Regions from separate parts of the Homo sapiens genome. Here region 2 is linked to region 1. A link is an interaction called in ENCODE POLR2A ChIA-PET data of the cell type or tissue named here. Cell type or tissue: MCF 10A. All regions are shown on one strand. Each heading gives the region's core, and the rest is flanking DNA. Links, peaks and the distances in the headings are about the cores only. Region 1 overlaps LOC105378993 (a long non-coding RNA gene). Region 2 overlaps ZSWIM6 (zinc finger SWIM-type containing 6).

The links. ChIA-PET counts read pairs that join two places held together with the same protein. Peaks named below come from ENCODE experiments on the same cell type or tissue, not always from the same donor. Only the 100,000 strongest peaks of a DNase experiment are listed, where the experiment ranks them.
Region 2: POLR2A ChIA-PET joins it to region 1 with 6 read pairs; 2 of 35 experiments call an interaction of 5 or more read pairs at or near these places.

What each region holds. Positions count from the first base shown.
Region 1 is chr5:61,291,517-61,309,088 of GRCh38, reverse strand. LOC105378993 (a long non-coding RNA gene) reads left to right here. Exons shown (of 3, transcript XR_948365.2): 2 at 532-695; 3 at 3,106-3,173. Among named protein-coding and RNA genes, the nearest start is that of ZSWIM6, 32 kb to the left of the region's middle. In MCF 10A, for the core only: no CTCF peak of the experiment used is centred there; DNase peaks (open chromatin) are centred at 7,108 and 9,638.
Region 2 is chr5:61,529,100-61,542,146 of GRCh38, reverse strand. ZSWIM6 (zinc finger SWIM-type containing 6) reads right to left here. Exons shown (of 14, transcript NM_020928.2): 8 at 11,949-12,095; 9 at 10,422-10,682; 10 at 6,528-6,663; 11 at 3,176-3,333; 12 at 2,388-2,551; 13 at 182-263. Among named protein-coding and RNA genes, the nearest start is that of LINC03122, 100 kb to the left of the region's middle. In MCF 10A, for the core only: no CTCF peak of the experiment used is centred there; no DNase peak of the experiment used is centred there.

The DNA.
Region 1 (17,572 bases), core at 5,126-10,125:
AATTTTCTCCCTGGTCCATTTTCAACACCCATTGTTTTGCTCAGAGTGGCTCTAAGCACTCAGATAAAGCTCACTGCTAGGGGTAGATTTGTGAAATTGCTACAAGCTTCCTCACAGCTTTCTCCTGCTCTTGTCAGCCATCTCCCCAAGAAAATGGATGTTTAATCAGTGCAAGGGTACATTTTATTAGTCTGGCTCATCAGCCATCACCTTCATTCAGGCTCAAGGGAGACCACAGAAAGAAACCTACAGTGCTGGCAGTGGCTGCCCAGGATGCAGGAATTTCAACACGAAGCAGCCCCTTTATGAACTAAGCACAGTATTTATCTCAGTATAGCTCTGTCTGTATGGTAATAAGTAAGTTATTTCTAAACCTTTGTGACTCAAGACTGGCACATGAAAATGTTTGTGAAATTACCTTTTTGAGGGAAAAGCTTAAAAAATTATTTAGTTCACAAAATGGAAGATTGAGGGCAAGTTTAATAGAAATGTGAGAACAGCAATATCAGCATCTTTCCTGTTTCTCTTTAGAGTCGGAAGGGAGAGAATGTGCTAAAATCGCTGCAGAAGGAATTTGGTGTTGACTTTCGGAAGAATTTCCTGCTAATAATATTGAAGTGCTGGAGAACCTCACAGAAGGAGCTTCAGGGTTTCGTTCTATCAGCATCTCCTGAGCACCTTCTGGAGATTTCCTGGTTTGTGTCTAATTCTGTCCTACAACTAAATCGGGAAGATTTCACCCAAATGCTTTTCCAGAGTCTGATTTTCCTAAACTGAAGTGTTGCTATCTCTTTTTTCAAACTTAACTCTTCTTTTTATTCTCAGCCACCTATGAATTTTCCCTGGGCCCACAAGTCCTAGAGCCTGCCATACACACACACACACACACACACACACACACACACACACACACACACACAAGCTTTAAAAATTAAGCATTATTCAAAAAGTAGAAAATCTACACAAGTCAAGAGTTCTTTAGCCTCTTGGTCAAAAAGCCATTCATAAAGCAATGGCATTCTGGGAAAAGTGGCAGCAATGGTAGTCACCTCAAAGGTTTGGAGACTTCCTGTGAGCTTATTTATATCAACTACCTCTTTTTATTCAACTAAAACCTTGTTTTCTACAGAAAATGGCAATACCATTACCATTCTAGGATTCCCTGTGTTAGGCCTCACCCTGTAATGGCTTGGCTGTCTATGCAGAACAGTTAAAACACTCAGAGCCCCAGGGAATGTCATAAAATTTTACCATATCCAGTGACACCCTATTCAATGAGTTGTAGAGAACCAAGTTTTCTTCTGAACACCCTGGCTATGAATCATTGAATTGCAGACTTCCATTTGGAGTTGTTTTCCTGTTGTAATTAATTTTTCCTTGTGTTATGCACATTCATGAGCACCTAACCTTTTTTAGGGATGCATGTCTAATTCCACATAATTCTGAAATTCTTCAGTTGTTTACACGGCAATCTTGTGTGATCCAGGCTACTCTATTATTGCTATCATTTTAAGACTGAGACATCTTAATAGTCCCATTTTTTTTCTTTTCCTCTTGCTTATTTCCAAATGGAAGGAATTCTTATGAGGTAATAGGGCAGTGGGGAGGAGACGGTTTGCTTTAACTTCTGCTAGTTATTCCATGTTATGCCCGAGTGGGTTATTTGCATCTGGTCTCTATTTGTTAACATCAATGGGCTGTGTTTGCATAACTAGATCAAATTATGAAAGGATTTCCATTTTGAATGGTTAACTCTCACCAAATACAAACACACACACACACACACACATGCACACACACACACACACACACACACCACACACGATCAAGCTCCAAGCTGGAGACACCAGCCTTGGGAAACCTTTGCTAGAGAAAAAAGGATTCCCCTACAGTTCATCACAAAGCTGTTCTGGTTTCAATTTCCCCTCTCCTTTTGAAATAAGATCCATTACCCTCAGCCCTCTACCTAGAGTAAAGTAGCTGGGACTTGGAGGAAGTGGCATGGCAGACCACCCAACAACAGGGGCGTCTGATGTGGAAAGGAAAAGTTAAACCAAAAATCTAAAGATGATGTCAAAGAGATGAATCATGCTCCCATTTCTCTCCAGTGAAGATCCGCACGCTGGAGTGTTCAGTTACTCACCCAGCTAGAAGGGGCTGGACTAAGTCACTTTCCAGTCCATACCTCAGCCTTCAGGCAGTGTGCAACAAACCCTTTCAAGAGACTCTTTCGCTTTCAAGTTCTTGAGAAATGTTTCTATTCTCTAAACTCCTCAGGCTGTCTTCTGTCAACATACCTATCTCTTCCTTTTACTCATACACATTTTCTTATCACTATCTGATGTGTTTTGTCCCTTCCACTAAGCTGTGAAGTTCCTGAAGCCAAAGAATGGGTCTTGTTCCACCAGAGGGTGGCCAGCACCTCCATGCTAATACCAGGGACAGGGGAGTTATCCCACATCGCTGAGCTTGCATTACTTGTTTTGTTATCACTCTGGATCAAGATTCTCTCCCTTAGATTGTGAAATTTGAGAGAGCAGGACCTCAGTTAGTGAAAAATGCAAGTGACTCCCTGCCAGAGTCAGCTTCACTAGTGGATCCAGGAAGCAGCCACATCTAGGGTGTGTGATTTGAGGGGTTTTGGAAACACCTTCCACCCTCAACTTCTAAAATTCCACCAACTGTCACTTTTTTCACTTACTGTTTTGAGCCTTTTTCAAATACGAAGTCATACATGTAGTGTGACTTTAAAACCTTTTAATGATCTTCATATAATTTATATAACTTATCATGTTACTGCTTAGAGTAGATAAAGGAAAGATACTGAGTGTGGGAAAAGGAGGAGATATGACCAGAAAGGTGGGAGGGAAGTTTGGATGTCAGTCGGCCCTAATCACACCAAAATCTTTTCAATAATGTGTGATGGTGTTGTTATGAAGCATTTCTCTCTATCCAAAAGCACAGCAGATTCTTTGTGTATTGACTAGAATATGAATAAGATTGGGTGCATTTAAAGAGTGCTCACTGTATGCCAGCGAGTGCTCTAAATGCCTATGAGCAACCCAGTAGACCCTGCAACTCCCTGTTATCCTTCCAATTTTACAGATGAGAAAACAGAGGGATGGGGGATCCAAAAGTCACCAAGGCAAGAAGGTGGCAGACCAAGAAGAAGAGTAAGAATTACTGACACTTTTATTTTTATTCCTTTTTTTTTTTTTTTTTTTTTTTGAGACAAGGTATCACTCTGTTTCCCCAGCTGGAGGGCAGTACTGCCATCATAGCTCACTGCAGCCTTGAACTTCTGGACTCAAGGGATCCTTCCTACTCTGTCTCTTGAGTAGCTGGGATTACAGGAAAGAGCCACCATGCCTGTTTGATATTTTTAAAAAGAAATTTTTGTAGACGCAGGTCTCGCTATGTTGCCCAAGCTGATCTCAGACTCCTGGACTCAAACAATCCTCCCACCTTGGCCTCCCAAATTTCAGGGGTTGGGAGCCTCACTCATTATTATCTTTGAAATAATTAAGCTCACCTTCCCTCATCCCTTTCCCACATTCACCCTCATGATTTTCATCCTTCTCCCCTCTTGCCACTTACCTTAGATAATCCTAATGAATCCTAAATGTGGGAAATAAAGTTTCACCTAAGGAGGCAAAAACGATGTTCTTGGCATACATAAGGTCCTCCTACAAAGAAGAGTTTTCAAGAAATGGCAACCAATATGCTGTCATTGACAACACTTTTTAAAATGTAAATTGTGATTCAATACTTTAAAAGTACCCAGGGATTCCTCTAAATTGCAATACGCCCATTGGGGTGATTCCCCGCCCCCCCCCCCACACACACTATTGACTAAACAGAGATTATAACCATGGCAACCTTTACATCACTTGACACATGAATATGGAGCACAGCCTTCCTGGTGGGGAGGTGTGCTGCTCTGTGTATGTACCCTGTATGCTGTTATAAGACGTGTGTAAACAGACACTCACGTGACTCAGCCAACAACTTCTTTTCCTTAAAGAGGATGGGTTGAGAAAGTTCATCCTGTGGCTCTGACTAGAGAAGATAGAGTCCTTATTAACCTTTAGATTAGAAAAATTAAATATATTTGTTTCCTAGAATCTAGGTGATTGCCCAATAAATAGGAGGAGAACAAGTTAAAGTTAAAAAAAGAAAAGCAGATAAATAGCAGAGCAAGAGGCAGGATGCATCATGCCTCGGTCACTACATGTTTGCAGGGTTTTGTTAAAGACAATGGTATGACGTTGAAACTTGGATTGCCTTGAGTACACCCTCACAGCGCTGCTCGTGGGGCAAGCATGCCTGGGAGATGACCTGGGGCACCACGCCCTGCCTATCTCAGACAAGGAACTCCAGGCAGCAGTGGCGAAGCTAAGCAGCTCCATCCTTAAGGGGCGGAGGCCGGCTCATATTTGCCTATTAGGGCCGTGGGACGCCGAGGTTCTGCTGGGTCCCTCCTGGAAATAGATCCTTCCCAGCCAGCACCCGAAGTCAGCAGCAGAGGGCAAAGCACCTGGGCTTTATTTAGCTCCAAGCTCCACGATCCTCCTGGTGAGTTTGAGCCTAAGGGGTTTTTACATGTAGTGTGACTTAAAACCTTTTAGCAATCTTCATATAATTTATATAAAAGAAATAGCTCTTTAGCCAGTGTGGTGGCTCATGCCTGTAATTCCACCTACTGGAGAGGCTGAGGCAGGAGGATTGCTTGAGCCCAGGAGTTGGAGACCAACTTGGGCAACATAGTGAGACCCTTGTCTCTAAAAAAAAATGTTTTTTAAGTAGCCGAGTGTGATGGTGTGTGCTTAGTGTCCCAGCCACTTGGGAGGCTGAAGCGGAAGGATCCTTTGAGCCCAGGAGTTCAAAGCTTCAGGGAGCTATGATCGAACCAACTGCACTCCTGCCTGGGTGACAGAGTGAGATCCTGTCTCTGAAAAGAAAGAAAGAAAAGAAAAGAAATAGCTCTTTGAAGCAAACCTCTTAAACCTTTAAAAATTGTCTTTGTAACTTGGGGGCTTGTTTGAGTCCAGGAGTTTGAGATCAGCTTGGGCAGCATAGCAAGACCTGTGTCTACAAAAATTTCTTTTTTAAAAAATCAAACGGATAAGGTGGCTCTTTCCTGTAATCCCAGCTACTCGGGAGACAGAGTAGGAAGGATCCCTTGAGCCCAGGAGTGCCAGGATGCAGTGAGCTATGATGGCACCACTGCCCTCCAGCCTGGGCAACAGAGTGATACCTCATCTCAAAAATTATCTTTGTAACTTGGGTTGACTAATCTCTATTATGAACTATGCAGGGAATTCACCAAATTTATCCTTTCCTTTAATTTTTATCACGAGGCTATGTTTTATGTTCTTGTACAAAGATAGTGTAGATTCAACTTACTGACATTTTTGGAGGCTTGGAACTACCAATAAAGCACTGATAATTATTGTGCTTTACTCTTGAGCTTGTAAAATGCAAGTAGTATGTTTTTAACTTTGAATGAAAACTTTCACTTTCGTGAGGACCTTGGCTTGCAGCTATATCGAGTGCTACAAAAAAATGCTGATAGCTCCTTAGGCTGGACATCCTCTACTTTTTCTCAGCCACGAGTTTTAGACATGCAGTAAGGATTCTTCCTTAAAAAAAAAAGAAAAGATTCTATCTACAGTTAACAAAAGTTAGAGGGGTTCTTTTTAATTCTGGAAGGAAAAGGAACTTTTTTTTGGAGAATATCTCAACCCACGCATAGTAATAAGCACATTATATAATACTTTCAGATACTAACCTTCATTTTCTCTTTCTTAAAGAACTGGTGGTAACCCTTCACTGATGGAGAGAGGGAAATGTAATTGTTCACACTTACTCTGGAGAACTTTTGAACATTTCATGAGGTCTTATTATTAGCTCTGCAATGACATGTCAGCTTCTGTCTTCAGGATGTTTAATTAGAGATTCATTTCTTTTTGAAAGTGCTGTGTTTAGGCACTGAGTCCTATTCAACTTTTTCCCAGGGAAGGCTTTACATCCCTCTGAAATAGCTATTACTGAGTGATGCTGCAGCTCTTGGTGTCTCTAACCTGGGCACTCTGTTTGCAGCCATATGCCCTTACTACTGAAGACCACAGTTCTCTCTCAGCACTGTGGCAAAGGCAGAGGCATTTAAAAAGCCCTACCTAATGGGAATATTTTCTTCCTGCTTGGAGTTTGAGTGTAAATGGTTCCTTCACGGGATGAATTATGAATGAGATCATTAACTAGCCCTTGTCTGTTACCCAAGGTATTGCTGTTTGAAAACTTCATGTTCAATATCACCCTGAGTGCACGAAACCCAGGCCTTGAGGAAATGCTGACATATTAAAGGCAGTATAGATGAAGTGGGTGGGCCATCAGGTCATTTAGCCTCAAGCTCAAGGAGGCCCTAGACTGTGGCTGCCATTCTGCAGCAAATTTGTTTAGGAAAACAGAGTGCATCTCATCCTAACATAGATCCTAAATTAAATCCATCAAACTGTCAACTCTCACTATACCGGCAGGAGAAAGGCCAGATACAGTAGTAAGGGGCATCGGAATCTGTAAGCTTCTTTCTTTGTCCTTTCTGAGGCTCTTAGACAGTCCACATACCTGTTGATGCAGTAATACTTTGCCAATTCTTACAACTGTCACTAGTTAGATTTTGTTATACCTGCTGTCATCAGTCAACAAACCTCTCTTGTTGGTAAGGTATGTCAAAGGCCATGACAATACCAGAGATGAATATGAAGTGTTCCAACAGCAAAAAGAAGTATCTGTCACCCACATTGCTGACCTGTTGGTAAGAAAAGGCATATGAAGATGTAGCGCTGGCTGGAAAGAGGGGCGCCACCAGATGATAGACAGCTGATCCCTAGCAGAGGTCTGCGTTACCTGCAGGGGTGAGCTGAGCCCTGGCTCTTGGGAGAACTGCTCTCTGCACTTGCAATCAGAGGCAGGGCACACAGAAGGGGCCCTGGGAGGCTGGGAGTATGCTCAGGCAAACGTGAAACTCAAGCCTGAAAGCTAAGCCCCAAATCCAAATATGCTGTTACGCAAAGCGTTCGCAGATTGGCTGGCGTTTGATTCTCGTATGAGGTTACTTGTTGGCTTGTGCTGAGTAATTCTCTGGCATGCCTGTGGCTTGTCAGTGGCATTCCTTCCTGAGTCACCACTGGACCCACAGCCTGGCTCAGGGAGCAAGGTCCAGCACTGTCCAAGAGCCTTTCTTTTCAGATGAATCCTAAAGCCCACTGTCCAGATTTGCAGATGTCACCACGCTTGCTTTTCCATCTTCAGAGATGAGCTGGTAGGCATTTGCAGTGAGGAAGGACTTGAGGAAACATTTTGGGGGTTGCACCTAACTGTTGAAGTGATGAATATTTGTCTGTCATCAGCTGGATGAGAAGAGTTAAAATCCCTGCCAGAACTTTGGAGGCCTAGGGAGATGGCATCTCTCACAGGAGCAGCATTAGGCCAATTACAATGCTCAGCATTTCCCCCAACACCCTAGGTTCAGAGTTCTTTGCAATCAGTTTGTTTCCTTTAGCTGAGTTTCTTAAACACACATCACCCCTTGTGGAGCTCTCTGGGCCTCCACCCAAAAGCTAAAGGATACAAAGAGGCAGAAGAAAAGACTGAGCAGCAGACTCTACCCAAGAGGGAAACCAAGCCAAACATTTCAGCGTTTCATTATTCTCCAAAAGCCTGTCAATACTACAAAGGGGAAACTGGGAACAGCCAAAATGTGCAGCATAAAAGGTTGGCCACATAGATGATGGGAAAACAAGCCATCATTAAAATCGTGCTGTAGACTGTAGAAGAAACTTTAATGATGTGGAAAAATATAAACAATATATTGTTAAGTGAAGAAAGTTTTAAAATAGCATGGACAATATGATTATATTTTATGAATATATATGTATAGTTCCAGGTGATACACACATATAGAAAAAAAGACTGAAAGGATATCAATTAAAATGTTAATGGCAATATTTCTAAGTTGGGATGGACTGTAAGTGATGTTTCTCTTTTTTCTTCCAAATTTTCTATAATGAACATGTTTTAACTTTATTTTTTACATCTTTATTATTATCTTGATTATCAAATGAAACTTGCTCACAGTATGAGATTCAAACAATATAGAAATGTGTAAGATCTAAAGTAAAATTTCCTTCAATCCTGCCTAAGAGATAGTTTCTACCAAATCTATATTTCCAAAAATATTATGGAATGTTTATATATTAGAATTACACATAGTACTTCAACTTATCTTTTTTTTTCACTTAAAGTACCTGGGATATATTCCCAGGTATGTGTGAGTGGTTTCTTTCTTTTCTTTTTTAAGTCTATCAGCTAGATCTCTGGGAGGCCAGCAGGGAATGGGAGATTCTCCGGCCTTCCTGCTGCAGGTAGGCAAGGGAATGAATGGGCACTGGAGTCACAGATGCCAGAGCTGAAAGGAATATTAAATGGGGCTTAATTTAGCCCCCTTATTAAATGATGAAAAAATGAGGGTCCAGAGACCAGAATCCACATCTTCTAATTCCTCATCTAATATAGTTTTTACTATGCCACACTGCATACAGTATAAAACAGATATTAATAAGTGCTTTTCAAAGAGCTTCCACCTTGCCAACCTTTTGTTTCAGCCTTATCCTCCTTAGCTGTTTTTGTGCTGCTGATAAAGACATACCCGAAACTGGTCAATTTACAAAAGAAAGAGGTTTAATGGACTTACAGTTCCATGTGACTGGGAAAGCCTCACAATCATGGTGGAAGACAAGGAGAGGCAAGTCACATCTTAGATGGATGGCAGCAGGCAAAGAAAGAGTTTGTGCAGGAAAGCTCCCCTTATAGAACCATCAGCTCTCATGCAACTTATGTACTATCATGAGAACAGCACAGGAAAGACCTACCCCCATGATTCAATTACCTCCCACCAAGTCCCTCCCACAACATGTGGGAATTCAAGATGAGATTTGGGTGGGGACACAGCCAAACCATATCACCTCCCTTGAGCAAACTGGGGGAAGGGATCTTTCCCGTTTTAAAGATAATACTAGCCAACACTGGCTGGGCACCATGTGCCGGGTTCTAAGCCAAGCTATTTGCCTACATTCTCTCACATGTTCTCACATGAACTTTCTGAGTTGGTACTATTGTCATGCCCATTTTATAGATGAAAAAAATTAAGACTCAGAGACTTTGAGTAACTAGCCAAAGGCCCCACAGCTGAGACATGATGGAGCTAAGGCTTCAACCTATGTCTAGTCGTAGAATCCTTACTTTTAAACATTACACTCTATTTTTTGCAGGCTTAGCACATAAACTTTTCCCATACAACAAAATTTAATTACTCTTTCGCTTTTTCTTTTGTTGTTATCCAGTCCTTCTCAAATGAAGTGAAACAGGAATGACATTAGAAAATGCAATCTGGTGTCAAGCAGGGTTCAGGGGCCTCACTTGGTGTTCAGGACTCTGTGCCAAACACTGGGGTAAAAACAAAACAAAACAAAACAAAACACCCAGTTCCAACCACAGCTATTCTCACAGTTGGCAAAGGAGTCACCTGGCACTTTTCCTCTGGAGATTCAGCGTGTCCCATACAAGGTGGTAAACTGCTTGCTCCCCTGGTATTTTTATTTCTTATGTAATTGTGCACTCCTTTCAACTCGGCCAACACGTTAGCACTTGTAGGTAAAGCTGATCTTTTTTCAGTCAGACACACAATACACACTGAGTCATGTGTAAAAGGCTCGTACAATGTTTTTGTTGTGAACAGAGCCCCAAGGGCCTCGTCTTACAATCCTCACATGTGTGTGACCCTCATGAAGAGAGGGCTGCCTGGTGCTGCAGTGTGTGGTCTTCTGCACGCAACAGCAGGATATCTGGGTGCATGGTGAGCTCTCACCTCACCCACCCAACGCTGGCCTTCCATAAGCTGGTGGTATGGGACTCACCCAGACATTTGTACTGTAGCCTCTATCATTTGTTCACCTTCTCCTTCTTTCCCCTTCCAGTGCCTTCTCCCCTAGCCCCAAGCTTCTGTTAAATCTCTCTGCCTTACCCATTTTCTGATTTGTTTTCTCTCCTTGTGTCCTGGAAAGCTGCACTATCTCCACTATTGCTCCACAAAGCACAGCGCCGTTCCCCTTTCCCTTTCTCCTGTCTTCCGCAGAGCCTCTTCTCTGTTCCCGGCCCTGTCCCACATGCATCATTTCCTCTCCTTTCTCTGCTCTCCAGGCTCTCTGTCACTACTGTATCCGTTTTCAGCAAACAGGCTGCAGGTGCCATTCTGAATGTGGAGACTCTGTGTGTTGAAATGATTCAACACATTGACTCAGTGGCCTGCTGCTTGGGTAAACTTCCCAGCACTGCTATTTACTAACGAGATAACCTTGAGAAAGTTACTTAGCCAGTCTAAATCTCATGTTCCCCTCAAGTCAAATGGGGATAATGAAAAACTCTACTTCTTAGAATTGTTGTGAGCCTTATATTATGCTCCATAACCCTGGGGTTGGGGTTTCGGTTCCAGGGTTCCAGACTTGTATATGCCTTACTAGTTGGATGGTCTTGACCAAGATACTGACCTTCTCTCTGAGCAAGTGTCCTCACTTCTAAAGTGAGAGTGATAATAATAGGACCTACTATATTAGTGTACTGGGAAGATTACATCAGTGAATAAACATAAAAGCACCTGGAATAATAAATGGCATACAGGAGCTTTCCCCAAAAGTTGGCCATCATGATATTTGTTCGTGATAAAAGATGCCTAGAATGCAGCTTGCCTGGAGGCACTCACAAGGTGGTAGTTACCCTTTGCTGCTCTCGCTGTCCACTCTGGCTGCTCACCTCCAGGAAGTCTGGCCTAGGAACATACAAGTCAAGAATTGAAACAGGAAGGAAATAACGTGGCAGGTTTTCTATTATAGCTCACTGTGCTTTCATCCTAATGTTGCAGGTAGAACAATAATGTCTTCCTCAATTATTCCACAAAACAACTTTTGGAAATCACATTTAATTTCTCTCCTTAAAGGAAATAACATATATAGCATGCTTCGAGCAGGGCTTGGGGCTCCATAAATTGTCTTGTTCATTTATTTATGTAAGACCACTCTAGCCACATATAGAAAACATAGAAGAGAAAGAAAAGGAAAAATAAATCCTTTCCTTAAGTCCACACTTGTTGTCATTTTGTACTCTCATGTTTTAATGTACTATGATAACTCATATTTTAAAGAATTCCACTGAGAATCATTTCAGGGAGTGAAGATTCTTTCTTAGATAGTTAGGCCCTTCAAGACTGCCAGAAAAGGATGTGCCTGGATTCTCTTTGGTAAAGTGAGGAAGCCCAGGGTATCCTCTCCTCTAGCATTGTCCAGGTCAGAACAGCCTCAAAATCCCTTGGAAGATCTCCTGAGCTGGAGCATCCCCAGCATTTGTATTTTCCAAAACAGAAGGTGCGAGGATTCATTTGTCATCAATCAACTCAAAGGATAGACTATAGCACCAGATCCCCTCAGAAATGCTCTAGTTCTTTTTTTTTTTTTTTTTTTCAGAGGAGAACCATGGCTGCAGAGTGTTAATAATACACACATGACAGTTAAGGCTTATAGATCCCTTTTTTGTAAAAAAATAACAGTCCCCAGCTGGGCACAGTGGCTCATGCCTGTAATCCCAGCACTTCGGGAGACCAAGGCGTGTGGATCACCTGAGGTCAGGAGTTCAAAACCAGCCTGGCCAACATGGTGAAACCCCGTCTCTGCCAAGATTGTGCCACTGCACTCCAGCCTGGGTGACAGAGTAAGACTCTGAAAAAAAAAAATCCATTAATGGTGGTGCATGCCTATAATCCCAGCTACTATTTGGGAGGCTGAGGCAGGAGAATAGCTTGAACCTGAGAGGCGGAGGTTGCAGTGAGCCAAGACTGTGCCACTGCACTCAGAGAGCACGCCACTGCACTCCAGCCTGGGCAACAGAGCAAGACTCTGTCTCAAAAATGAAAAAAAAAAACAACCAAAACAAAACAAAAACAGTTCCCTTGGTCTACCTTCTGTAGGAATTGAGCTTTCATGCAGTGGGTTCATTTTAAGTTTGGAATACTGAGCTATCAGGATGTGTCTTCTGGCTAGTGGAGACTTCATATTATGTGCATTAACTGCCCTCTTCCTATCAACACCCAAATATCTTCATAAAAAGTCACTGGAAGATTTTATGTCAGAGGAAGAAAATATAGATATGACTAAGAAAATTTTTCAATTAAAAAAATGTAAACTCCTTGGAGCATAATGTCCTAAAGGGCAGGAGAAGTCTAAAACAGCAATAAAATTGTCAGCTTTTAATAACCAGCCATGTTTCCATGGTACTTTATCATTTGCAGTGCATTTTAAACAGCTATTACATACTCATTTGTTTGTTTACTTATTCCTTCAACACCAGGACCATACTGTGACTTTTGTGGGTCCTAGGACCTTTGCCTTCTTGGGCCCCTTCCTCCATTAGAAAAATTAAAATAGCTTAATAGATTTTGTGGGTCCTAAAAATTTCATTTTTTTCTAATGCGAGGAAAAATTGAAACATTTTCTTCTGTCCTGACAGTTCATTTTTTTCTTTTGATTTTAAAATAAATTAAAACATTTTCTTTAGCTAGGGGTGGTGATGCACACCTGTAGTCCCAGCTACTCAGGAGGCTGAGGTAGGAGGATTGCCTTAGCTGAGGAGGTCAAGGCTGCTGTGAGCTGAGACTGGACTACTGTGCTCCAACGTGGACAACAGATAGAGACCCTGTCTCACACACACACACAAAAACCACCCACACACACACATGAAAACAAAACAAAGGAAAACATTTTCTTGGGCCCCTAAAAAGCACTGTGAGCCCAGGCACTATGCTTACTGTATTTCTTGGAGGGGCCAAGTATGGGCTATGGGTTAGAGACACAAAGATGAGTATATGCAGCCCTGACCCTAAAGAGCTCAGCAGTCTCAGGGAAGCAGACCTGCAAGCAAGCCATTTGGTGGCTGGCAATCAGGGCTATGACTAAAGTCTGTTACTGGTTCTACAAGAGCATGGAGGGGTCAGCTCCTAACTCTACAGACAGTGGGAGGACAGCTTTGTGAAAGGAGCATTGCTCAAGTGGCTGTTTAAGCCAGCATTTTTCAGCAATTTTGTGTTTGAGGCCCACTTTCAAATTTTATAATTTCTTGATAAATTAACAAATTAAGAACACTGGGCCAAAGAAGCAAGTTTCAGAGAATTGAAGAAACTTGCTGTTAATTTTGGTATATGGAGATATATGTGGTTTTTGTCTTCTGATCAATATGTAAGATGTATTTTTGCTACAACTGGATACATATGGTCACCTCAATGTTAGCCAATAGTGTCAAGCTAAGTACCTTTTGGCTCAGGACAGAGGGTACTGGCTGAGAGGGAGATGTGGGACTGGCTGAGAGGGAGATGTGGGAAGTTCAGGGCATCGAGCTGGTTCCAAAGGAAGACCACGTGTTCAATGGGGCATGAAAAGCTTTTCCTCTTGATTACATGAAAGACTGCAGCTAGGAACCAACATAATTCTTCTCAGTGCTGAAGAACAACCAAACCCACAAGGGGATGATAATGTTTAGCCTCCTTTGTGGGAAAAATATATTCTAGACATTGATCAAAATCTGGCAACACACTTAGTTGTCAGGTGTTCAAGATACACCAGCCTGCCAAGCTACAGTGGTTGATATCTGCTACTCTCAGAATAATAACTGCAAACACTTAGAATGTCCCAAGGACCATTCTAAGAGATATATATGTGTTTATAATCCTCATCACAATCCTACTATGTGAGCATTATTTTGATGCCCATTTTAAAAATGAGGAAACTGAGACCTGGAGACTTTTGATGATCTGCCTTAATAAGCAGCAGAGCTAGGATTTGAACACAAGCATTCTGGATCTAAGATCTGTGCTCTCAATCACTACACTTCACTACTTGTGGATGCTTCTTACACACCCTCTGCTGTCTTGCGCCTGCCTCTGAGCAGCCTCACACAGGAGCAACCTGACAACGCCTCACCGCAGGCTTCTCACTGGGCACTGAAGAGTGGAACAGGAGCCCACTCATCGCCCTGCCATGAGCAATCCACAAGTGCTTCGAGAAGTTAATGTCCTAGAACAAATGGATGGATCCCAAGACTGATTTCGCTTGGCATCTCAGACAGCCCCATAAGGTCCAGCAACCCATCACAAGTTGCCCTGGCAGCGTTGCCAGATAAAATCCAGGATGCCCAGTTAACTTTAGACACCAGACAAAGAACAAGTGATTTTTAAGTATTAGTATGCCCCAAATACTGTCTGGTCCATAGGAAGAGTGAAAAATTCTTTGTCATGTATCCAAAATTCAAAGTTAACTGGGTGTTTGGTAGTTGTATTTGCTAAACAGGAAAACCCTAAGCAGTAGCCAACTTGCCAGTATGGCATGGCACAGGCTTTCCTTCCTTCCCTGCTTGGCTCCCTGTTTCTCATCCAGCTCCTGGGGGTCACATCCACAATAAAGAACAGGTAGGCCTTTGCCTTGGCCCCAGCTTTCTGGGAACCCAGGCTACGACCCAACTGGGCAAGGGTTTTTCCAGGCAGACAAGGTAGCTGTAATGCTCCCAGCTTTCCTGTGAGGTGGGGACTGCTGCTGTCAGCATGGCACCCACATTACAAATAAGAAGGCCAAGGTTCAGGGATATCCATCCGTTTGCCAGGACTCACACTCTGCTGCTCCAGCTCCACCAGTCTCTTACTATGAAAGAGTTTTCCAGACTATTCTTGAGAAACATTTCAGCATTATTAGAAAAGGCATTAATTGGCTTAGGCAATCATTGATTCATTTAACAATTACCTCCATTTGTTGAAAGAAACCCTCTCAGCCACGCTGTCAAAGGGATCCTGTGACATATGCACTGGAGAAATAGTCTCAGCGCAGCTGTAATGTCAAGATGTTCGATGTCTCCTGTTTTACGCTTGTTGGAATGGTCAATGTTAAAACATGAAGTTTTCAACTTCAGATCTTCACGATGAAACCAGCAGTTTGTTATTATTTCTGCATATGACTAAATATAATGTTCATTTCAAAAGTAATGACTGATTGCAAAGAGATACATGCAGAAAGCCTGAAATTACAGTTGCCTTTCACCTGAATCAGAAACTCAGTTCCCTTTTCATTGCATTTCCCTGTAGGTTGGCCTCTGAAAGAGCTGAAATACTATAAACTACCATTTGGGACAGTTGGAGAAAAACAGCAAATATTAGAAAACCTGTGCCAAAGCACTTGCACCCAGTGGGTATACACAAGAATGTAACCTCCTCCAAACTTTCAAAAACAAAGCCAAACCTTGGCTGCAAATAAGCCTCAAATGAGAAAGAAACACTCATTTGCTTCTGAAAAATGGGAAAGGCTGTACTTTATCTACAAGGTGTTCTTTTCCTTATAAACCATGAGAAACAGACCTCTTTTTTGTTCTCTTTGTCTGCTGGAACTTCATTTTGAAGGAAGGAAGTTACAAGGAATGAACCACCTTGTAAGGGCAAGAAAATCTTTCTCCACAGTGTGGCTGGATTTGCTCCTGGAAGCAGCCACTTTGGTAGGTCTCTCCAATGAGGCTTTTTCTCACAGCAGTCCAGGGAAGCAGATGGATTAGATGGCTGGCTCTGGTTACCTATGGCTGCCTGCCCAGTCCCCTGGGCATTCCAAGGCCCCACCTTCCACCTGGCCCATGACCTCTGACCCAGGCCCTGTAGCCAGCAAGGGTGTGGGGAAAGAGCGGGGTGGGTATAGGTATCAGGCTGCCTGGGCCCAGGCTACAAATGAAAGAGTCAGTTGTTTCCATGCCTCATGCTCTATTGTGCCGTCCCGGGAGCTGCAGAACTGGTATTTCTCCAAATCCTGGTGGCTCACATGGCTGTGTAGACAAGCTGTACTTACAGTGGTACACGTGTATGTGTGTTGCATGGAAATCAGCAGTCCTGCTTCCAGTCCCAGCTCTGCCTCTGCCTCATTCTGGGACTTCAGAGAGCCCCTTTGCCACTTCAAGGAGCCTCAGTTTTCTCATCTACGAAATGGCACTGTTGGATCCTTGTAAGTGCTTGGGAAAGGGTGGGGAGTGGGGTGCAGAGTAGGGGCTGCTGACCAGGCAGTTTCCTGCCATCCTCTATAATCCTGCTCACCACCACCCCGAGGGCAACAAAAACAACTCCACCTTCATCTGTCTTGTATTTTGTATTTTCACATAAAACCTTCTCAGAAGAAAAACTTTTGTTGGCTTCTAAAAACCACTGGACTAGGCGATCTGTAAGTGACCTATGAAATTGATTATTCTGTAATTCCATGATTCCAAAACAAAAACACAGACTTAGACTTTTTAAAGGATCGTGTGCTGTTTGGGAGGATGAGAAAATTATGACATATGTAGTGATGTGTTTCTGATACTGAAGATTCTCTTATGCGGCACCCCCTGCTTCCACCTGCCACAAAGGGAACATATAAAGTTTCCAGAGTCCTAGCCCCCTCCTTTGTTACACCTGATAAAGGCTCATGTTAATTATTTAGCCAACGGTGCTAACTGGAACATAGTCATATGATGAAGCTGCCTTGAAAACATTTCCGCGTGTAACATAAGGCTTTTGCAACTTAAACGTATTTTTTTCTTCTTTCATATCAGCAGTTATTTTATGGAACTGGGCTGAGACAGCTTAGCAACAAAGGGCACTGGGTTGGTGAATTATTCATGTAATCTACATTTCCTGGCTGCTGTGGATAATTGACAGGTGTCATGTCACCTTTTACAAACGTCCCACAATTATGGACCATATATCAGTGTTGGACTTCGAAGTAATGCTCCCTTTCTAAGCTAGTTTCATATTTTATTTACAGCTTGGTGGCATTTTTGACTTGGCTGCCTATTTCTCTCACTTTTGATTCCAAGCCTTTTGCTCCACTTAATATAACCAGGAACATTTAAATAATGAGACTCCCTCTCAGTTTGCTAAAGGCAGTCATTCATTGCTGTGGTGTCTTATTCATTCAGCCATTATGTTAGTCAATTTCTTGATTTAAGAAATGCAGGATGAAATGCAACTGTAAGGAAACCATGATATAATTTTTTTTATGACTTGTTTTGTTCACAAGGGAAAAACCAAAAGCAAATCTTCCGTGTGTCTGACACAAGTTGTAAACTGTAGGGGAAAGTTGGCTAGTTAAAGAATATGACTTAGTTAATAGAAGATGGCATATTTCAAATCTCCACCAGAGTTGGAAGTTTTCTAGCATTAGAAACAAAGCCAAGGCAAGTTCTATTTAGGCCTACTGAGAAAATCAGGTAAGAAAATAAACCTGCAGTTGATAACCCTGAAGACTAATGACAGAACATAGCCATACATGAAACTGAAACATTCAGAGCAAACTGGAACCTTCGGAGTCCTCTAGTCTACCTTTCCACTTTAGCCATCAGGAAACTGAGTCCCAAGACATGTAAAGGTTTGTCCACCATCCCAACACCAGTTAGTGGAAAGGCTACAAGC
Region 2 (13,047 bases), core at 392-5,391, 240 kb before region 1:
CAAGTATGTATAACTGAAGGTTAGGGGTAAGGGGTCAGGGAGAAGGAAGCCCTTGTGGACTGCTAGAAGGAGCCTTGGAGAAGTCAACATAAAAGAGTGAATATGTTCACATGTCTGTAACTGACAAGTTAAATCCTACCATGAGGCACCTAGGAAAGCTTCTGTTCCAGAGTTTACCTACCGACTTCAGTAGCACACGTTACCAGCCACCTCACCATCTCCCGCCGTCGCCAATTTAAGGTTGACAGTGTCATTCGCATAACCTATAAAAACAGGGTAACAAAATGTTTTAGAAAATTATCCTGAGTCAATGAAAAAAAAGGGGGGGGATAAACTATAAGGCATATAAGGCATACCTACTGTCTACCACCAGGAAGATGAAAGCATAATTTAGAGCAAAGCTCTACATATGAATTTGGATTTGTCCATGGCTACCCCAGGTGGCCTTGCCACAGCCACATTCTCCTCCTGGCAAGAGGCCCATATTCTCCTCCTGGTGGGCCCACTGACTAGATGTGGTATCTGAACCAGTTACTCTATCTTTTCTCATCTGCAAAATCAGAGGGCTGGACTGGAGCATTAAACACAGCCCATGCCCTTTTTCCCTCCCCAGATTTAACATTCCATAGTTCAATTTCTGAGGCTCCTGTGAATTCATTCTAACCAGGAACTCTCAGTGGGGAAAGAGGTATTTTAAAATAATCATTTTAGTTATTCCTTCAATCTCTGATTGCTCTTTTCTGGTGACCATGAAGGTAACTCCAGGTTTATGGGGGAAAAAATCATCCTTGATATCATTAGTGATCTGATTTTGTTTTTCACTTTCTAACAAGAAGTCCCTAAATAAACATATCTCCCTCTTCATAATTCCCCCATTCTTTAAAGATTCAAAATATCCAGGGACGGTCAGGTGCGGTGGCTCATGCCTGTAATCCTGGCAATTTGGGAGGCTGAGGCGGAATGGATCACGAGGTCAGGAGTTTGAGACCAGCCTGGCCAATATGGTGAAACCCCGTCTCTATTAAAAACATAAAAATTAGCCAGGTGTGGTGGCGTGCGCCTGTAGTCCCAGCTACTCAGGGGGCTGAAGTAGAAGAATTGCTTGAACCCAGGAGGCAGAGGTTGCAGTGAGCTGAGATTGTACCCCTGCACTCCAGCCTGGGTGACAGAGTGAGACTCCATCTGAAAAAACAAAACAACAACAACAACAAAAAAAAAAAAAAAAAAAAACCCACAAAATATCCAGGGACATCATATCCCCAGAGGCCCTGTGGGATTCCTTTTTAGGTTCTAGAAATACTCACAAAGGGCCTGTGAGATTCCTTCTTAGGTTCTAGAAAGAATGAGTCAAGGAATAAGCTCTCGTGCATATCCTATTTACCATGAATTCCAAATAACAAGAGAGCTCATGTTAATGGTTCTTTCTGCATCACATCTTTAAGATGAGGCAAATGGTGACAAAAATTAGCCAAATAACAAGAATTAAAAAAAAACAAAAAACTTCTGAACCATCACTATATAGCTTAAAAGCAATCTTCTATACCCTTTGCTTGTACAGTATTCTATGTTACCATGGTAGGTACATTTTCCTGTGATCCTATTATTTAAACATTATTAGTCACTGTAAGGGAGAATCCACAACTAAAACACCAGATTAATTATCCAATCAGGGGATTATACTCCCCATTCTTTAGGTAACTGGGGTATAACAATTTTGTTCACTGCTTTTTAATGGGAAGAAAGCAAATGTTAATAGAGATTCCATGAGAAAAATGAAACAAACTTTTTAGTTCTTGGTTTATCCAGTGATCTGTTCAGAAACTATAAGGAAGCAAACATCTATCTGCATGACGAACTCAAAATGTCCTTGGTATTCTGTTCTGCTGAAATCTAAAACTGGACTCTGGCCCGATCACTCCTCCTTTACCTATTTTTCTCAGAGTTATTAAAAGGAGCTAGAACTGCCCATCTATTATGAAAATGCAAACATCAATAAAAATTTATACTTCCTCTAAAAATTTAACCCTAACAACTGAATCTTCATTATACATGCTAGCTTTATTTAAGTCTCTTATTAGCAATAATTCTTCTCCCTTCATTCAAAGGAGAAACAGTGTCGTTAAGGCTGCAATTCAGAAAATGATTTTTTTTAATTGAAAGACACAAATTAGGCTGCTAAATGTACAGTCCATGCACCTTACATAGCAGTCTGGTTCAGCTGGGAATGACCACGTCTCTGAAATACAGTTCTCTCCTGAAGTCTAACAGATTTGTACTCCAAAGAGTCATTTACCTGCACTCAAAAATCCAATCAAACAAAAACAACCCTAAGAGGTGCCTTTATTTAGCAGTCTTTGATGTCCCAGGAAAGACTACCAGTCATGTACCTGCAGGCCCAGCTCCAGAGACACTTTCAAAAGAGTGATGTCTGGCAAACTGTCCATGAGAGTTGCTATTTTAAATGCATCTTGGGCAAGCTTGAAGATGTGTGATGAGGAGTGAATGTTTTTCTGGATGGATTCTAATACTGTTTCCAGCCTCCGAACATCGCCTGCAATGAACAAGGGAAAACCAAACCAAACCAAATCAAAGCAAAGCAAGACAAACAAATAAACAAAAATCATACAACCATACACACACACAGAGGGGGAAAAAAGAAACAAAACAAAACATAAAGCACAAGTTAATTTACCTAACATGTTCACAGATGGCACAGGTGTTACAACTAGGGCTCCCATAATTACTGCAATGTCTGTGAATCTCGGCTTCACAAAAAAAGATACACTGAGACACACCCTCAATGACTCAAAGCACATATGAACCAGGACCAACATGAGACAGCAACAGCTCTCCTAGTTCCTACTTATGTATTTTTGGTGAATATTTCAGGAAGAAAAAAATGTAACCCAACTTGTAAATCTGCTTCTGAATTTCAACCATTTATATTTTCTTAGCATGGTAACTAACCTGAACTCTGCTGGCAGCAAGTTAATGATGCAGGTAAATGAGGAAAATGCCACCTGTTTTGCCTTAAAAGCTAACATCTAAAGAAAAAGATCCCTTCAACCTATCTGACATTAACACCACTGCTGAGAATTTGATAGAAAACAAGACTTAAAAAAAATAAACAGGCAAACGAATGAAACAATTATGAGGCCTCAGGACAGTACAGTACCTTTGGCTGCAGTTAGCATGGTGGATGCCAGCTCACACTGCTGGGACTCAATGTGGCTTAGAGTGAACCAGCGAGGGTAGCGGTTGGGAACAACTGATGCAATGTGGTGTGGGCGGGTGAGGTCTCCTGATGGAGCAGTAGATTCCAATACTAGTAACCTATAATGAGAAGACAAGGAAGGTGGCCCCTAGTTATTTCTTGACCATGTCCTTGGCCAGAAAGACTGGCCAACAGAAGCCAGAGGAGTGGGTAGATGTTCAGGCCTCTACTCAAGTTCAGCAAGGGCTGGTACAGCTATACTCTGCTGTGTGGGTGCAAAATACCTAGATTTTTTGGACTACTAATTGTTTGCTAATAATAACTGTTCATCACCCAAACCTTGTTAGTTGTTCATCACCCAAACCTAAGAGATTTTCTTTCTTTAGCACCATTCAGAAAATTACAATATTCAAATAAATTAAGATACGCAAACACCGAAGAACTTTTAAACACAGGTCTTGATGTTTACCTACAAATTTTGAATTCTATGACTCAAAAAATAAATCAACAGAAACTGATAGTGAAATGGATATTTAAGACTGAGATCACAGTCAGGAAGCAGTGAGTACTTAAGATGAATAAGCTTAACCTATTTAAACATAAAACAAGAAGGGAAGTAAGACAAAAATTACCTCTTTTCCATCCATTCATACTTTCTGAACAATTAGTTTCTTATGACTCCAGGAATTTGACATTAGACTATGTTCTACCAACCATATTACAGAAGATAAATGTGACCTAAGTGTCTGTCCCTTGACAGTTTTGCATAAATTCAGAGTGATTTCTGATTTTTTATTAAGAATATACTGTCATGGCGAAACCCTGTTTCTACAAAATATAAATCAGTTGGGTGTGGTGGCATGTGCCTGTAATCCCAGCTACTTGGAAGGCTGAGATGGGAGGATCAGCTGAGCCTGGGAGCCATGATTACACCACACCGCACTCCAGCCAGGGCAACAGAGCAAAACCCTGTCTCAAAACAAATAAAAAAAGAATATGCTGATGAAAAAATTTCTAAAAGCAAAGCAAATATTTAGTAATCTCTTCTAAAAGTACCAAAAAGCTTAGTAGAGTACCTAAAGCTGAAATAATTTATTTACAACCATCAAAATGCCGGCCTTCAGTCAAGTACACCAGTGTTAAGAACTATGAAATAAGATAAGAGCTGGAGACCAAGAAGAGTCAGCTGGGTCTGGGAGTGATGCTGGCCTCAAGGCCCCACCCAAGAGCAATTATTGCCTGGTAAGCCAAATGGCTCATTCTCTTCTCCTTTTATTTAGGAACAAAAAGATGTCAGCAGTAGAGAAGGTGGCAAGGTAGGCAGTTAAGTAGTAAGAATAATGGCAGGGTTGCTATTTAGCTTTTTTTTTTTTAACTCAGAATATCCTCGTATTCACAGGCAGGTCTTGCCAGACTTACTGTAGAAGAAACTAATCAACATCCCTGGGAAGATGAGAAAATGAGTGCTGAAGATGACCTTCCTTAGCCTTCCTCTTCCAGAAGGACTAAGAAGCATGCGAGCTACATCTCTCTTTTCCTTCCTGTTCCCTGGGCTGCCTTGCAATACCTGGTGGGGCACATACCTGCCTTCCATGGCAGACCTTTGGCAGGATAGTAGTGGCAGATAGAAGAGAGAAAGTGGAAAAAAAATTCCCCTGTACCCTGCTAGTATTCCCCATTAAGAAACTGCCTTGGCAGCAACCAAGGACAAATATAAATGAGTTTGTGAGTGTTAGAAAAGCAAGCCTTTCTGCCTGGCACATACCATTACATAAGCCAGAACCACACAGAAACTTTATGCTATTTTACCCTTAAACTTTGCCAGTGGTAGTAGCAACAGCATCTGGTGGCACCATAACATTAACATCTTCCCTTTAAAACAAGATTAGAATTCCTAAGATTTGAGTAAGTATAGAGTTGAGCATATGTCTTCATAAGACAGCTTCCATTTCAGCTTCCAAAAATAAAAATAGGAACCCACTTATTTTAAAATCGTGCTCTAAAACATAAACCAAGTGGTATAATGTAATTTGGTGGGGGACTTTTGCTGATGTTTGTTATTGACTTATTTTCTGGTATTTTAAAAATAGAAAAAAGAATACTTAAGAAGATTCTCCAGCAGGTTAGTAAGATTCCATATTGCCAAGGAAAGCATGTCAAATTACAGGATGTCAGCCTTAAAACACACTGACACATAGGTATACACACAGACACATACACACATCCTTATCACTGCATAAAAAAGAGGTGTCCTTATACACATAAGCTACACTCAATACTTTCAGAACAGGGTAACTTTGGGGACACTGGTAATTTATAGGCAAGGATTTGTTTTAGAATCTACTTCTCTGATTACAGACATAGAATCTTTGATGAAAAGCTTCTTGAGATCAAACTGTTAATCAGCACACACAAGCTTTTAGGTCTACAACATGGCTTGTCCTTAGGTGATCTGTACTTTCCATTAGAAGCACAGGAGTGTTTTATTAATTTTTTTAAAGGAAAAAGAAAATGCTGATGTTTTAAGAAAGATGGATGTACCTTTTAGGTCCTTAAAATTTAAAGGTTATTTGTAAGATTAAAATATAATCTTGAACTCATTAAAATATTCACCTTGAACAAATCTGTGATAAAAATAATTATTATGTGAAATAACTTTTAAAAGAAGGTAGAAATAAAAAGGTGGGTGGTAGAGAACAACATATTCTAACTGTTATTGCTGAAAAGGAGAGACCGATGAGGAGATGGAAGCAGTCAGAAGAGAGGCAGGCAGAGCCTGAAGGACCCCGAATAGCGACTCCTTCACTGCTAAATGCACGTCCCACCTTCTCTCAGCCTCCAGTGAATACAGATGTGCCTTGGCAATACAGGGAGTTGCTTTCCTGCACTACTGATGGAATGCGGAATTACAGCAGGTGTGAAGGTCTCCCTCAATTATATTCAAGCCAGTATATTTACTATTTACTACTGCTTCAAAAATCAATTTTTTCAAAACAATTAATCATTTATGAAGGTTTCAACTGTTGCTGTTTTATGATTAAACTTGGCTTGAATTGTGCTTCACGAAAAAGTAGGAAAAAGCCACGGTGTGCTTGAGTCTGATAGCAGCAAGGATAACCCTTCCCTTACTTTAAACAGAAGCAAAACAAGCCAACAAGCAAATCACCTCCACAACAATACAGGAAGCATAAATACATAGTTTCTTTAGCTTTTCTGCTGCCTATAAGAAACATGAAGGAGTAAGTCAGTTAACAGCCATGCTTCCCAGTGGGAATGTGGCCTGCCTCTGCCCAGCTGGGCTGTGAATACATACCGCATTGCTCTCAGTGCAATTTTGTATGCCAATTCAGCATCGTGAGGTAGGAGAGAGGTGAAGAGATACTTGGCAAATGTGTGCATTGGAACGCTCTCCCGATGGATTATTTCACCTAAACCACTATATGGTCCGGCTGTGGGAAGAGAGCATACACATTTTACGTTCCTAAAAAATGAACTAACACTTCTTGTAAAGCATATTGTTAAAATGTCACATAAAGTTATAACATATACAAATAAGAATTTCAAGTAAATGATATAGAAAGGAATATAATCCTTAATCAAAAAAGATTCTTCAGGGTATAGCATCCGTTACAGATTTCACCTCATAAACAAACCCCTAACTGTCCCACAGCTAGATGAAAAACCCAGAACTCAGGGGCAGACAGCATTCACAATACAAGTGCCTCAGAGAAAGGAACCCTCTATAGCGTAAAACCTTGCTGCATTTGAGCAACATCCTCTCTCAATGTGTGGCATCAGAGCATCTTGATTTGTAAATGCACAGATGACACCACAGCTTAACTATGGAAACTACCCCTGGACCTAAGAAGGGTTAGGGACACAAATATGCCAGGTTTCCAGAAAATGGTGCTCTGTATCAGGGGTGAGAGGTGTGGGAGGATTCTGAACCACAGCTCTCTAACTATACACATTGTTGCCTCTAATGAGTGGCAACAGATATTAATTCCTAGAAAGTGATTATTAATAAAAAGAATAGTTACCCATTTCATACGCATCATAGGCAAAAGAAAAAAATTAAAGTAACTGGAAGTTTACTATTCTTTGGGCTCCTGAAAGCCAATTTTAAAAGCAAAATTACACTTAAGCTGTCAAAATTCATTTCTTAGTAAATTCTGACAGGCGTGGTGGCAGAGCTGACTTCCCCTGTGTGCTCCCTGAATGCTGCTTTGAGAACGGCAACATAGACTTTTAAAATAAATTCTGAAAGGAAACCACAGTGGTTAGTTCAACCACTTTGCACTAAGGTACTCTGAGGTTTAGTTACTGTAAAGTTTTTAATAAATTAGTTTCCATGTTACCTTCGGGTAACATCTGTTTCATGATTTCTAGAATTATGAACCATGACACCACTGCTCAGAGGACATGCTATATTTGTTTTCCATGAGAAAAACCAGTGTGGTGAAGAGTTTAGAATGCAAGAAATGCAGTTCAGAAGAAATGGTAAGAGCAGTTACTGAACTGGTGGTTGGTTATGAGCACAATATATTCTAGGTCATTTTAATGGAGGTTATTTTAATTCAGTTGAGTTTTTTGATAGTATTTTTGAATTATTCATTATTTAAGTACTTTAAAATCATACAAATTTTTTCACCTAAACTAACATCTAAATCTCTAATTTTACCAAATCCATTAATCTTTAATTTTAAATGTTTTAGTGATTTGATATTCTTCAAAAGTTCATATAGCATTATGACTGCACCTTTTGTTCATATACCAAGGCTACATTATTTAAGTTATTAACTGTTACAGGCTAAATATGTATTTCTTCCCAAAATTCACATTTGGAAGCCCCCAGCCCCAATGTAATTGTATCCAAAGTTGGGGCCTGCATTAAAGTAAAATGAGGTCATAAGGGTGGGGCCCTGATCCAACAGGATTAGTGTCCTTGTAAGAAGAGACACTAGAGAGCTTGATCTCTCTGTCATGTGAAGACACAGAGAAAAGGTAGCTGTCTTCAAGACAGGAAGAGTGCCCTCATCAGAAGCCAATGATGAGGCTGGCACCATGATTCTAAACTTCCCAGCCTCCAGAACTGTGAGAAATACATTTCTGTTGTTTAAGCCACACAATCTGTGGTATTTTGTTATGGCAGCCCAATCTAACACACTAACTATTTTACTTAAGGACTAATTATAGCAAATCTATAGATTAGCCACAGTCTTCATTTCTCCTTCATTTTCTTTCACTGTTTCCCCTTAAACCACCAAATTACCTTTTTTGTACTATTCAGGAGATCCAGGATACATAATCAATTATTTGCTATGATACCACTCAACAAGTAAAACATTCAGTCAGGTATCCAATAATTATTTGTGGATTAATAATTAGTGTAATTCCTGGACTCTAGTGTACTACTGAATAATGACAACTTGATATTTGGCACCAAGTTTCCCCAGAGGTGCTTGTTCAATATGCTAATTTATCTATCCAATATTGTGGCCAGGAGGGATTAATACTAGCAACAATACTGGGTTACTCCTTCCTCTTTCCAGATATCTGGGCCTGCTAACTAATTTGCCTCTGACATTTGCAAAGAGTATAACTGCACGAAGAACTTGGTGCCCTGGTGTAGTCAATTCAGTCATGGAGTTCTCAATCTTCTAGCATTTACAGTAATGGCCCTGTGGCCTCCCCGCCTTGGACTGCCTCCTGTCCTGCACCTATTCACTCTTTGTGGGCCTTGCAGGGCCAGGAAAGGAGAAGAGGCAGAGATGAGTCAACAATGCTCCTTCTCAGGCACAGTACTCATAAAAATGTTTGACGGGAGGGATGGACGAATCAAGACTAGGGCAAAGTTCAAAAATATTCATGAAAAATGGACATGGAGACATATTTAGGAAGGTAAATACAGATACCACACACTATCAACTTTGAAAATCACAGATCTTCTTTCTAAACTTCAGTATAAGAGAAATCAAAAGTCAGTATAGTCAGTGACAGAAAGCATTTAAAAAATGCTTGTGACTAATGACATTGCTTATAGCATAAGGAATTATATGGGAGAAAACTGAAAGAAAACAGTAACTGAAGAATCAGGATCACTCTTGAAATTTGTCAAGTGTCAAGATGGGCTTTTTATCTTTACAGGGAAAAAAACAGGTTCAGGAGAGTGCTTCAAAAAATTACCACTGGGAATTTTTACCAAAATTAAGCATGCTATTAAGAAGGTTTACCTGAAGAGCATTTTCCCTTTAAAATGCATTTCTAAAACATATAAAAGTAAAGTATGTTTGAAGAAAATGTTTTCTTTTAAGTAGATCTTTTGCTTTGGACAAATAAAAGGGGTGCTGAAAATCTAAATCCCTTCCCTATATGTAGTAGTTCTGAACATAAGATGAATATAACATACTTTATGAGGCTATCAATCACAGAGAATCCCATAATAACACACTAATAACACACATATACTTGAGAGACAGAAGCAATAGTTACACACCACCTAAATTTGCACGAAAGATCACACTACCACATGAATTACATTTACCTTTTCAGAGGGGAAAAAATCTGAAAAATAGTGTCAGCCAAAATTTGTTAGGCCCTTTAAAACTTAACTTTATGAGAAGAAGGAAATTAGACCGTGCCTCAGATTCTATGAAACCTTTTCCTTGATGAATCTGTGCCTAATGAATCCTCTGAAATAACTAGTTGGTGCAGCAGAAATTCACTCGCACAGCCCTCAGTCGTTTGTTAGCGTGTGCGTATGACACATTCAAAACCCAGGTGTCATGTAACCGCCAATAATTTGGAGGAAGGCCAGCCAATTACTGTTTTATTATTTAATTGATCAAGGAAATAGGAACATGCCTGCCAATAATAATGCACTAAATATCAAAATTGCATTTATCTCAGGAACAACACAGTCTGAATGAAATAGGTTCTTTTCAAGGTTTGAGGCATTAAATGCAGCTGTTTTGTAATAGGCTATCATATATAACCACCTAAATCAAATGATACAAATCTAAACATCCATGCTTTTTTATTCAGTGACACTATTTTTTAGACAGCGAACATGTCTTTGATACCCCATGACTATAGCAATCAGGATAACTACCATATTAAATGCATTCAGATAGCACTTTTAACATAAGAAAGATTAGCACCTAAGTCAAATTGGCTAAATAAGTGGAAAACTTCTGTATCAGGCTACCTTCTAATAGGAAGACTGCTTGCTTGCGAAAAATTTTCACCAGTGTGTCATCCAATTCAATTTCCTGAAGCTTAGAAATGAGCTGCTCCTCATTCCGGCAAACTTTCTCTTGTGTGTACAGCCCATCAGGCATGATACGCTGCTGTCCTAGCCCTATCAGGGCTACTTCCACAGCCAGCGTTAAATAGGATTCCCCTTCTTCTAAGAATTTGTGTGCAGGTAGATGCTGGTATTCCAGAGACTTGCACTGTCCCATATTCTCTGCAAAATGCCACAAAAGAAATCAGAGCTCAGAAACTACTTTTGCAGATGATATGATAAGTACAAATATTTATACTTCCCCGTACAAGCAAATGAATTATGGATTAATGCTGAGAAAGCCAGAAAACATGTTTTTTAGGCTAAAGTGCAGTCTTCCAGTATCTTTTTAAAAATGACCATGAATGATTAAATGTTTACGTTTTGGGGGATATAACATTACAAATACTTTTCTCCCTTGAAAATAAATCACCAAAGAAAACTATAAATCTAAGAAAATATGAACTAAGAATACTTAAGAGAAAAACAAAATTTAATTACACAATAGTAAAATTACACGATGACTTGCACTCACCACTTTTTAAATCCTGGCATTCAAAACGTTTCCATAATAAAAACAGTAGGGAACATAACATATATAACCCAATTTCAAGTCCTTTTTATTATCCAAGAGTCATCAGTTATCACAAGAGGAATGATTCTTTGAACATTCTCTTGTCTCCATTAAAGTGCTTCTATTATAAATTATAACAAACTTCAACCATCAAACTCCCAAGGAAAGTGAATTCAGACTCATGCCTTTCACCCTCCTGACAGTGTCTGGGTTACCCACAGTCCATGAAGGCAACTATCACAGGGCAAATTATGAAGGGGCAAGACTTGAGCTCATCCAGCCATGGAAGCAACAAAGGGACATCGTTACTCCCTGCCTTACCTCCACCCACTGCCCTTGGGCAGTCTTTTTAGTCAAGATTCTTAAGTTTCAATGGGCCAAAGTGAAATCTCAAAACACAGCTTTCAAGGAATGTATGATATAAAACAGTTTTAAATGACATTTAATACTCCCCCTTAAAGTAGACTAAAATATTTAAGTGACAAGTCACTTTCAATGCAAAGACAAATTTGAAAAGCACCTAAACTAGATTTTCTAGTTCTAAATGCTAAGATGTACATCTTTATTTTATAACTTTATGCTAAGAAGTAGTCATAAATGTGGATAAATTCGTAGATACAGAATCACTGGTTAGAAGAGAATAAATATTTTTAAGATTCTCGAAACAGGCTGCCAACTATCAACTCTAAGACTTTTCCCAGTTTTGTAGCAGCCTGCGTGAAAGCATGACAGTGCCCATTTTCTTGCTCTCTTGCTAACCAAAGGTGCTGTTAACTACATGGTTCCATAAAACATAATGTAAAGAAAAACAATGACTACTGCCATTCAGGGTTTAGAAAAAGAAAAGCACATGAGACAAATGTCAATGGTTTTACCTGTAAAATCTGAGAACCCAGAGAGGTTCTCATCATCAATGCGGCAGGCTTCCATAAGGCTACTGAAGAGAGTGCCCACAGGGTCCAGGGGATGTCCAACCCAGCCCTCCAGATTGGTTATCGAGGTTATGTTTTTATGGGGTAGCTCTGTGTAAGGAAAGGGAATTGAGAAATGGGGGAGTAGAAGGGAGATGAAGGGAAAGAAGTGGGGAAAACAGAGGCTTTACCATTTAATAGCAGCATCCTGATAAACCAGTTCTGAATTCTGTTCGAAATTCTCTTTTAATTAAGAAACCAATCAAAAGGTACCATAATCCCCAACTTGTCAACTATTTTGAGTTCTAAAGGTTCATCTGTAAGTCAATATAAATGGTACTGAATTTCCAGGACAGCTCCCAAACATCTATTTAATTCATGTGTCTAGGGTACTGAGTCAACATTACTACTTACACTATTAAATTATGTTGTATAGGGAAAAATGAATTCCAAATTTTCTTTTGAGAAATTAGGAACAACTCCCCCACTTCCCTAGGAGGGGGCATTAGAGAGGACTAAGAAGTCCCACTGGAATTATCAATTGGTAACTCTACCACGATATGCAGAAGAGACCTCTCTAAATCAGTGTTAACTGGGTCATGTAAATTGAGGACTTGAAGGCAGCTGTAGCTTGGGTTAGACTTGTATTCCCACATGAATATCCTTAAATTACCCCCATCACCTTATGAAAATCTTCCTTAGTGTGAATCTGTAAGCCATTTAAGAGAGAACCTTTGCCATAAAGGGGAATGATAATAGACGATTATATATAATTTGAACGAAATAATCCTTTTCATTTTCTTCACAGAATATAATGCTTTCAAGTTAAACCGCAGAATGCTGGGAAAAAAAGCTATGTTTAAGATATATTCCATTGTTGTAAATAATGCAGTATTTTACATCTAAGTGTTTACTAAAGTAATAAATAATAGTAGCTCCTTCTTTTCATTTTTTTGAGATGGAGTTTCACTCTTGTTGCCCGGCCTGGAGTGCAATGGTGCGATCTTGGCTCACTGCAACCTCCACCTCCCGGGTTCAAGCGATTCTCTTGCCTCAGCCCCAA